Regions from separate parts of the Homo sapiens genome. Here region 1 is linked to region 2. The links are chromatin loops, found by intact Hi-C in ENCODE. Cell type or tissue: thyroid gland. All regions are shown on one strand. Links, peaks and the distances in the headings refer to the core of each region. The heading gives the core; the rest is flanking DNA.

What was found. Hi-C counts contacts between places; a loop is a spot of excess contacts. Peaks named below come from ENCODE experiments on the same cell type or tissue, not always from the same donor. Only the 100,000 strongest peaks of a DNase experiment are listed, where the experiment ranks them.
Region 1: it touches region 2 in a loop (2.3-fold over the local background); 12 of 110 quality-filtered maps call a loop at or near these places.

What each region holds. Positions count from the first base shown.
Region 1 is chr20:2,705,315-2,710,688 of GRCh38, reverse strand. It overlaps EBF4 (EBF family member 4), which reads right to left. Exons shown (of 17, transcript NM_001395167.1): 2 at 4,956-5,112; 3 at 4,652-4,715; 4 at 4,425-4,480; 5 at 2,669-2,742; 6 at 1,047-1,115. Among named protein-coding and RNA genes, the nearest start is that of EBF4, 15 kb to the right of the region's middle. In thyroid gland, for the core only: no CTCF peak of the experiment used is centred there; a DNase peak (open chromatin) is centred at 2,532; H3K27ac peaks cover 434 bases.
Region 2 is chr20:2,992,305-2,997,678 of GRCh38, reverse strand. All of the region lies in intron 9 of PTPRA (protein tyrosine phosphatase receptor type A), which reads right to left. Among named protein-coding and RNA genes, the nearest start is that of GNRH2, 49 kb to the left of the region's middle. In thyroid gland, for the core only: no CTCF peak of the experiment used is centred there; no DNase peak of the experiment used is centred there.

The DNA of each region.
Region 1 (5,374 bases), core at 151-5,150, 290 kb after region 2:
GTAAACCCTTTTAAGCTTCTTGAATTTTTGCACCTATGAATGCTTTTTCTATTAAAAGGAGAATAAGATATGGTTTATGTTCCTGTGTGGAATATCTAAAATATATTGTTACCAAAAAAAAAAAACATGTACAGTATGCTCTACATAGGGGTGGAGGGAGACTTCCTTTTCATTATTTACTGTTTTGTACCATTTGAATTTTACACCTTATTTATGCATTTCCTCTTCAAAAAGAAGTAGGCCAGGCACAGTGGCTCATGTTTGTAATCCCAGCACTTTGGAAGGTCGAGGTGGGTGGATTGCTTGAGCCCAGGAGTTCAAGACCAGCCTGAGCAATATGGCAAAACCCGGTCTCTACAAAAAATACAAAAAATTAGCCAGGTGTGGAGGCGTGTCCTTGTAGTCCCAATTACCTGGGAGGCTGAGGTGGGAGGATCACCGGAACCTCGGAGATTGAGGCTGCAGTGAGCCATGACCACACCACTGCACTTTAGCCTGGGCGACAAAACAAAACAAACACACACACACAAAATAAAGAAATAGAAATCATGGTGTGCAAATGCACTTTTACATGCATCACCTCGACAATTCTATGACTGAAACCTGCCAGCTCTTTCCCCACTTTTCCAGTGAAAGAAACGAATGTTCAGAGAAGTCAGGTCAGACAGCACAGGGGTGAACTGGGAACCTGAGCCTGGTTTTTGCTGACATGACCACGCTGGCCACTCCACCTGGACGGTTCCTGAGTGCTGGTTCCTCCCCTCCCTTCCCACCCCCCTCTCAACCTCCCTGCCCTCCCTGGCTCCTTCTCTCAGGGAGTCGGGGAAAGCAGCTCCAGAAAGTTGGCCACCTGGGGCCTCACTCAGGGGCCACGGCTGGAGGCTCCCTGGTGCCTGGCAGTTTCCCTCTCTGCTCAGAGCCACCCAACCTGGTGCCCCGGGGGGGCTGCTCCGCTCCTCCCTTGAGCCTTGGTGCTCTGTGGTTGAAAACAGCTGCCCCTCCCCCACTCTCCTCTGAGCTTCCAGGCCCCCTCCCTGAGCCTGTACCTGTCAATGATGACGGGGTCTGAGGGCGTCTCATTCCGGTTGCCACAGCTCTTCCGGTCACAGCACCGGCTGAAGGAAAGATGAGGAAGGAGGGAAGGCAGAAGCCAAGGAAGGAGGGGGCCACGACAGTGTGTGAGTTGTGGGGGGCGCCCTGAGCTGAGGGTGCTGATGTCCTGTCTCTGGGTGTGGAATCCCTGGGCTGGAGGGGCTCACTCCCAGGGCTTGGGGGAGAAAGGCTGTGGGCTCCTCCGCAGGGACCCTGAGAGCCTAGCCTGGGGATGAGGCTGGCCAGAGACCCCTGCCCCAAAGGCACCTCGTTCCTGGAGGACCCAGGAAAGGGCAGGCTGCAGGTCACCTACAGGGTTTCTCTCTATGGAAGCACAGTCTACGCAGAGACAGGAGCTCAAACGGTGAGCTCATGAATGACCACAAAGTGAATCTTTTTTTCTTTTTTTTGAGACAGAGTCTCATTCTGTCACCCAGGCTGGAGTACAGTGACGTGATGTTGGCTCACTGCAACCTCTGCCTCCTGAGTTCAGGCAATTCTTGTGCCTCAGCCTCCTAACATAGCTGGGATTACAGGTGTGCACCACCACGCCTGGCTAATTTTTGTAATTTTGGTAGAGACGGGGTTTCACCACGTTGGCCAGGCTGCTTTTGAACTCCTGGCCTCAAGTGATCCGCTCGCCTCGGCTTCCTAAAGTGCTGGGATTACAGGCGTGAGCCATTGTGCCTGGCCAATGGATGGCCACAAAGTGAATCTGCCCATGAAAGCAGCATCCACACCAAGAAGTGCTGCGTGGCCAGCAGCCCAGATGCCGGTCATGCCTCTTCCTTGTCACTCCCTTTTCCAAGGGTAGCCACAGTTCCAACCACAGATTTATTTAATTTAAATTTATTTTACTTTATTTATTTTTTTAGAGACAGGGTCTGGATCTGTCACCCAGGCTAGAATGCAGTGGTGCAATCATAGCTCACTGCAGCCTTGAACTCCTGCGCTCATGCCTCAGCCTTCCTGCCTCAGCCTTCCAAGTAGCTGGGATTACAGGCGCCTGGCTACCAACCACAGATTTCAGAACCCTGTTCTCTTTTCCATGCATCAGGAACTGCCTCCGAGGACCCTGTACGACTGGCATCTCTTGGGGAGACCTTACTAGAAATGCCAAGCTCTGGGATAATGGGGAAAAGGGAGCCAAGGGCTGTGCACCCCTTCACTCCCACCCTGCCCTGCCAGAGAGCTGCCCTAGGATTCAAAATTTCCTCAAAGATTAGCTTCTGAGCTAATCCCAGAGGCCTTCCCAGACCCTGTTCCCGCAACCCCAGCAGCCCTCCCCTGAGCTTTATTAGCTAAGCTTCCCAGTGGCAGCAGGAGGCCTCTCTTACAAAAACACTCGGAGAAGCCACATAAACAGGCCAGGCTAATGGGGCCTCAAGGACCCTCTCCTCAGCCAGCGCTGTGCCCAGGGGCCTCACCACTCCCTTCATCACCTGCCACCAGGCTTCTCCAGGGAGCAGCAGCAGAGAGCAGCCAGGGGCAAGGGCGGCGAGGGGGCAGGGCCTGGGTAGAGTCCTCAGAAACGCCTTGGCAGAGGGGTGAGGTGTGAGTGACATGGCCATCTCACCTGCACATGATCTCATGGGTGAGCAGCACTCGGCACATTTCGGGGTTCTTGTCCTGCCCCTCATAGATGATGGCCTGGGGAGAGGGAGGTGCACAGGCTGGAGGGGAAGGAGGCTCCTCTGAGGTGCAGGTGGCAGCACAGACGGACCTGGCATCTCCCAAGCCTAGGCCCAGGGAGACCCTGCCCCAGGGAAGAGCACGCCCTCTGCCTTGCTCTGGGCTGCCCAGGCGGGGGATAACCCCTCCTCCCAAACCGGACCACCACCGGCTGGCAAGAATGGTATGAAGTCTGCAGATTCTGTCTGTCTGTAGGTGGCTCTTTCCAGAGCTGGCTCTGCTTGGGGCAGGGGGTTCCTCAGGGTGCCAGGACAAAGGTCAGGTGGCTGGTGGGGTAGACATACTCCTGTGCCCACCCAGCACCAGGCCCCTCCCCTCCCCCAGCATCCTCCTGTGTGCATCCTCCATGTCCTGACGGACCTCTGCTTCTGTTGATGAGTGTTGTCCTTCTCAGCTATCCCTGCCAGCCCAGTCAGCTCCGAGGGCTGCACAGCTGCCTCTTCCCCCTAGATAACTATCGCCTCTTCCCCCATACCATCCCTAGCCCAGGCTCGGTCTTCCCCTGGGACTGCTGCATCACCTCCTCACCAGTCTTCCAGCCTCCCTCTGCCCAGAAGCAAGAAGTGAGCTTCCTAACTGCAAATCTGCCTTCCTAGTTTATAACCCTCTGTGCCTTCCCCCATTTGTGGGATCCCTCTCTCTGTGGACTTCCTCGAACCCCTTCCACACCCGTCCCCTTGACAGTTCCACTAGGCACTGCCTGGCCTGCCTCCCCCAGCCCAGTGGCCATGGGTATTCTAGAAACAAACCATTCTTCCCTCTGCCCTGGGATTGGGTGGAGGCTGCCAAAAGACCCTGCCTATGTAGGAAGCCCAGATCTCCAGCTTGCATTCCTAGCCCACTAATCTGGCCCATTTGAGACTCAGCCCCCTCCTTGCCAGCATGCACAGCTTCTCTGAAAAGCCCTGAGATTTGGGGCCCTGTGTTGGCAGAATCCATCAGAGCCTGTTCAGGTTTCAGTTTCCTCCAGCTCCTTGTGCTGGCCTCTGAGCCTCCTTCCCGTAACCGTCACATCAGCAAGGTGCAAGGGTCTGCAGTGGAAATTCCCAGGGCTGTGCCCACATCCCCTTTACTGGAAATGTGCACCTTCCCGTGGCTGTGGCTGATGTCAGCTGCAGAGGGCTTCCTCCTGAGAACTGCTCTCAGTGGACAGGAACTGCCTGGTCTGAAAATGTCTCAGAGGTTACGTGCTACCCTTAGGAGTGGTTCCCAGCCAATGACTAATTGATACGGGGTGCAAAATCCTGGTACTTGCTTCGAGGGGGGACACTTCTGGTGCCATTCCTTCTCCAGAGCTCCCTGTGCAGTTTTCTGTCCAGCTTACCTCCCTCCCCTGCTCCTAGGAGCCCCTCCCATCTCCCCAAATAAACTACCTGCACCTGAGTTCCCATCTAAGGCTGGGCTGCTAGGAAACATGACCCAAGCCAGGGTTTTTGTACAAATATTGTCTTTTCTAGAACAGAGGGCAAAAGCCACACACCCTCCGGCACAGGCTGGGGTGGGAACTGGGGGAGCTAGGCTGATGGGGACGGAGGGCATAGGGAGATGAGGGCAGGAACAAGGAGGCTCACTCAGACCAGGGGGAGGCAGGGTCCGGGAAGAGAGTGAGATGGGCCTCAGCACCCTCTGCGCTGACTCACCTGTTTGGACATGGAGTCGATGAGACGCACGTAGAGGTCTTGCTCTGTCCGCAGTCCTAGGATGGGAAGATGGAGAGGGCTTGCTGCTGGGGGAGCATGTGCAGCCTCAATGACCAGACCACATCACACCCTCCCCAGCCCTGGCACAGGGGGCATTAGGTGTCGCATGATGCTGCAGTGCCCAGACTTCAGGGGCAGGGCTGGGTAGGGCAGGGGCCTCCACTCACCATTGTTATACACCAGCCGGAGGCGGTAATGGATCCCATTGTTAGTCTTTTCCGCCCCGGGCTCCTGCAGGGACAAGATGGGAGGATGCTCGGGTGCTCAGGGATCCTCCAGCCTCCCTTGTCCACCCCTTCTCCTAACCCCAACTTCTTTCCCACCCTTCCAGCCACTCAGCCAGCTTCCATCCATTCATCTGTCCCAGTGTGTGTGTGTGTGTGTGTGTGTGTGTGTGTGTGTGTGTGTGTGTGTGTGTGGTTGGGGGTTCCCTCCCGGGGCCAGTCCCAGCCAAGCCCATGAGCCTCTCACTCGGTCCTTTTCCACGAAGTCGATGAAGGCTGTGCGCTCCACCTCCACGGGCTGCCCCTGCCGGTCGTACATGGCCAGCACGAAGTGGAAGAAGTTGGATTTCCTGAGGTTGGAGGGAGGCTGCTTCTCAAAATGTGCTCGTGCCAGACCCACGCCACTGTGGGAGGAAAAGAGCTGGAAAACCACTGGAAGGCCCCCCAGTGAGAAAGACTCCAGCGCCTCGGGCCAGGCAGGCATGCTAGCCAGGACATGGCTCCAAGATGCCAAGAGTTTGGGCAAAAAATCCAACTAGACAGGCCCTTTCCAGCCTGACCAGGGCCATCTCGCTTCCAGATAGAGGTCTCTCAGCACCTAGGGCACCCCAGCCTGCCCCCTGGAAAACAAGAGGCAGAGTGGTGACTGCAAAGGAGGAGGCCCTG
Region 2 (5,374 bases), core at 120-5,119:
CTTGTAATTAGGATGAAAGCCACAGCCTAGAACTTCTAATCAGGTGGGCATTCACGGAAATGCTACAGTCTCCTTTTAGCCTGTCACATATCTGAAAACAGCTGTCATGTCCTATGAGTGTTGTTCCTTTAGTTATTCACCCCCATGGTCCAGTTTCTCTCCAGAACAACATCCCATTTGGTGATATCCCTTTTTATAGAGACCTGACCACAAGACTCCTGACACAGTTCAAACTAGGCATAGGAACTTCTTTATTCTAGATGTTATATATCCATCGAAGCAAACTAAGTCCATTAGATTTATTTCCCATATTCAAAAAAATCTGCTTTAAAAATATTATAAAAAGAATATGCTTGTTTTAAGTCAAATAATTTAGTAGAAAACAAAGTTCCCTATTATGTCTCTCCTCTCTTCCAGCCCCCTTGTAGGCAGCCACTGTTGACAATTTGTAGTCTTTCAGACTTAAAAAAAAAAGCATTAACATACCCAAACACACACAGATATACATATTTTTGAAAACAAAAATGAAATTATCCCACATATGTTTTCTCACATAACAATATAACTTAGAGATCTATGTGAACACATTTATTTTAATGATAGTATAGAATATCATAATGGATATAAGAAATCATCTGGCCATTCTATTTGACAGATATTTGCGTTTTTATCTTCTTTGCTATTATAAATAATGCTGTCATAAACATCTTTGTACATGGCTTTTTCTGTTAAGAATCTCAGAAGCTTGGTCAGAAAACTCAAACATTTAAATAATGATTGGTACTGCCAGAATCATCCCTCCAATGCAATACCAATTTAAACTCCCCCACCTGTAAGTCTCTGCAGCCCCATACTTTTGTCCACATTTGATATAAAGCTTTTTAAATTTTCAAATCTGATAGGTCCAAAATAATGGTTAGCTTTAATCTGTATTTCCCTGATTACTAGATATAGTTGATCTTCTTTTCATATCTTTATAGACCATCTGTATTTCTTCTGTAAATTGCCAGTTTCTTGACTGGATTGTTTACCTTTTACTCACAGGTTTGTATATTCTGGAACATTCTTTGTCTACCTATGGCAAATAGATTCTCCCAGTTGGCCACTTTTTTACGACATCATTTGTCACAAAGATGTTTCACATTTTAATATATTTGCTATCTTTCAAACTTTTCCATTCTGGCATCTAAATCTTCTAAGTAGCTTAGAAAGGCCTTCCCCATCTGATGGTTACTAAAAATATTATTCTATGACAGTAGACACAAATTGGTTTGTTTGCCCTATGTGTTATTTCTCCTCTTCTCTCCCAGGGCTGACTGATCCAAACACAGTCATACCTGACTGATACTGAGCCAATCAGATTCTCTCCCAGGATTTTGAAAACTAGGAAGAAGCAGGGGCTTCCCTAGAAGGGCCCCAAAGCCACCAAGGTCGGCTCTACCTGAGACTTGGTACTCCAACTTACCTTCTGATTCTGCCAGCTCCTCCAGTGTCTTCCCAAATCAATAGTTCTGTTTGTTTTTGCTTAATTTAGTTGAGGTGACTTCTCTTGCTTTTAACTAGAGGACCTTAACTGATTTAGCAATTACTATCAGAGTGGGTTGTAGTTGAGAGACTGCTAGGGGAAACGTGGGTGATGTTACTGGGTTCAGATGGAAGGAAAGAAACTGACAACCAATTGCCAGGATGGGAAAGAGCAAGCTGCTCACAGTTCATAGCTGCACAACTACTATTTTAGTTATTGCTTGCAATTACCTGTGATGTGTTCAAGCTGGTGGTAAACGAGTAGGGGTGTCCCAATTAAAAGGAGAGGGGAAATGTTGAAACCAAGGAGTAGGATTACTTCTGACAATATTAGAGAACAAAACAAGAAATAACCCAGCTCCAATATCAAATGCTCACCTTGAAATGAAAACCCAAGACTCAGGGCCTTTACATTACTATATATGTATTTTGCTAAGTGAAATGTTAAGGTTTCCAAATTTTGCGAGTTGCTGAATTTTAATGCCACAGAATTCACATCTTTCCTGGGTTGCTCATGAGAAAGATAAGGCTTTAAGTGAGACAACAGAAATGATGATAAAAGAGAGGACCCAAAGAAAGTTAATTTCCAAAAATCTCTATTATGCTCTCTACTGCATCTTGCTGTCATGATGAAAACTGCCCCACAACCCAGCCTGCATTGCCCACACATTACCAGAATGCAAGCATAACATGACCTGAGGGTAAAATGCATAAATAAGGTAGAAAAGTAAAATGCTGGCCAGGCACAGTAGCTCATGCCTGTAATCCCAGCACTCTGGGAGACCAAGGTGGGAGGACTGCTTGAGATCAGGAGTTCAAGACCAGCCTGGGCAACACAACAAGACCCCGTCTCTACAGCGGGGGAAAAAAAGTAAAGAGCTAATAAATATCCAGAAGAAACTACAGGAATTCACTGAGCTGGATCATTACAAATGATAGGAACAATTGTTGATATAGATTTTGGAGACGTTATAACAAGGAAGGGAGAGTATGACTTGGTTAAAGCCAAATTTCTTTTCTTTTTTGAGATGGAGTCTTGTTCTGTCCCCCAGGCTGGAGAGCAGTGGTGCAATCTTGGCTCACTGCAACCTCTGCCTCCCGGGTTCAAGCGATTCTCCTGCCTCAGCCTCCCGAGTAGCTGGGATTACAGGCACTCACCACCATGCCCGGCTAATTTTTGTATTTTTAGTAGAGACAGGGTTTCAGCATGTTGGTCAGGCTGGTCTCAAACTCCTGACCTCAAGTGATCTGCCTGCCTCAGCCTCCCAAAGTTCTGGGATTACAGGCATGAGCCATTGTGCCCAGCCTGGATAAAGCCAAATTTCTAATTATGGTATGGTCAAAAGAACTTCTGCAGGTAGTGTAACAGCTCAGGTAACTGGCCATGGTTTTAATGTTGAGCTAGGCTCGCCAGTGGAAACCTGGACTGAATGCTGGATTTAGTGAGGTGATAATGAAAAGCCAGAAAAACCTGGGCACAAAGTAGAGGAGACCAGAGTGGCATATGGACTCTAAAGGCTCAGCCTTCTACTGACACCTTCAGTATGCCCTTGATGGGATCCACATCACATGCCTTGCTGAGGCTATACACTGGTGAGGAAAGCACTGGAATCTTTCAGAAGTGCTTTCCTGGCTGTCCTCAGCAGCGTGAGATGCTAGTGGAAGGGACTATTTCAAAATGGGATTCCTGATCTAAGTGGGCTAGAAAGACTGTTGGAGACCATGATCAGACGTTTATGGCTGTGAATAATTCATTGTGAAGCTCCCAGTAATGGAAACGGAAAGTAGCTTTCCAGGTCAGTTTAGGCAGCCTACTAGACCACCATGCTAGAGAGGGGGCCCCCTCATCCAACTCGTAGGCCTGGGTCATTTCAGACCCAGAACCCTTCAATAACAGGGAGGCCAGGCATCTGTAAGGAGGAACCCTGCCACAGCGCATTAACACACATATATTATAAACCTCCCTCCTCATCTTTTCTTAATAATCTGCAGATATTTGCCATGGCAACTGTACTAGGTAAAGGGAAATGCATCTTTTGGGGTCTGCTAGGTCCTGGCCTTGAGGTAGCTACTTGCTAGGAACTCAGAATGTCGCTAAGATATGCTAGTTAGAACGGAGCCTTTGCAGGCCAGCTGATGGAAGGAATTTTGGCCTGAGGTGGCTTCACATTAGGACCTATTAATCTATCTAATCTATCTTACCTGTCTGTCGATCTGTCTGTCTGCCTGCCTGCCTGTCTGTCAGGGCCTCCAAAAGGGAGGGAAAGAAACTAGATGCTCCCGGCTCTGTGAAGTTGGCTAGACCTCCCTCTGTGCCACCTTGATTTTCAATAACATTGGCCATTAGGTAATGCCCAAAGACACACAGATTCCCTAGCCCACTGGATAAGAACCATCACAGAAAGAGCAAATGTAAGCTCCTAGAGCAGTGATCTCTTTAGCAAAAGGCGAAGTCTCCATGTGAACCGCAGGATCTTAAGTGCTACAGAAGACTTTGCAGATTTGCAGTTACTTTTCCAGACGTACTCTACTTTCTGCAGATTAACATATAACTCCTGGTACCTAGACTACTGCTAGGGGTAAGTGTGTGTTCTTTTTAAGTTGTGTGGACTACTTGAAGCAGTTTTTCTTGCTCATGGCAAGAGCAGCCTCAGTGATAAATCATCTTGACCTTTCTGTGTTGTGATCTGGTTCATCAAGATTTTGTCTGTTTCACAGGACATTACCTTGACAACTATGCTAATGACATCAATGTGAGACATGAAAAGCAGGAAGTTATGTATCTTAGATGTACATGTCAGACATAAAAATACAGTGGCCTGCCACCTCAGCCAAATTTTCTGAAAGTCAAAGGCCTGCAGCACGTCAGGGTATCTCCTCCAACATAAAAGACAACTTGTTGCCCCTTGCCCCACCACCCCTCTCCTGCTAACAAAGAGGAGCAATGCTTGCTGGGCCATTTTGAGTTTTGGAGACAGCAGATACCTTATCCTTGCATCCAACTCTGATCTCTCAATTTAATCCATCTAATCCATCTGATCAATCAATCAATCTACCTACCTACCTACATAGAGACAAGATCTTGCTCTGTCACACAGGCTGCAGTGCAGTGGTGCAATCACAGCTCACTGCAGCCTCAAACTCCTAGGCTCAAGCAATACCCCACCTCAGCCTCCCCAGTAGCTGGAACTACGGGTGCATACCACCATGCCCAGCTAATTTTTTGAAGAGGCAGGCTTTCGCCATGTTGCCCAGGCTGGTCTTGAGCTCCTGGACTCAAAGCAATCTGCCTGCCTCATCTCCCAAAGTGCGAGGATTAAAGGCATGAGCCACTGTGCCCAGCCTCTGACCAATTTATTGAGTGATCTGAAAAGAGAAAGTGCTCCTGCTGATCCAGGCCACAGAGAAATAAGCTCTGGTAGATTGTATGGAGCTCTAGAGTGTTTGTAGTAAGGTAAACAGAAGAATCGTAATATTTGGATATGGATATAAGACCATGATCCTATTGGTAAGACCATGCTCCTAGCCTAGTACTGGGCTCTAGGGTAGAGACTGCAAGCCTGATCACAGACAGGTATCCAAATGACTTCAACTCCCCATCGTAAACTAGGGGTTTTTTTGTTTGTTTTGTTTTTTTGAGATGGAGTTTCGCTCTTGTCGCCCAGGCTACAGTGCAATGGCGTGGTCTCGGCTCAATGCAACCTCTGCCTCCCGGGTTCAAGCGATTCTCCTGCCTCAACCTCCCGAGTAGCTGGGATTACAGGCATTTGCCACCATGCCTGGCTAATTTTTGTATTTTTAGTAGAGACGGGGTTTCACCATGTTGGCCAGGCTGGTCTTGAACTTCTGA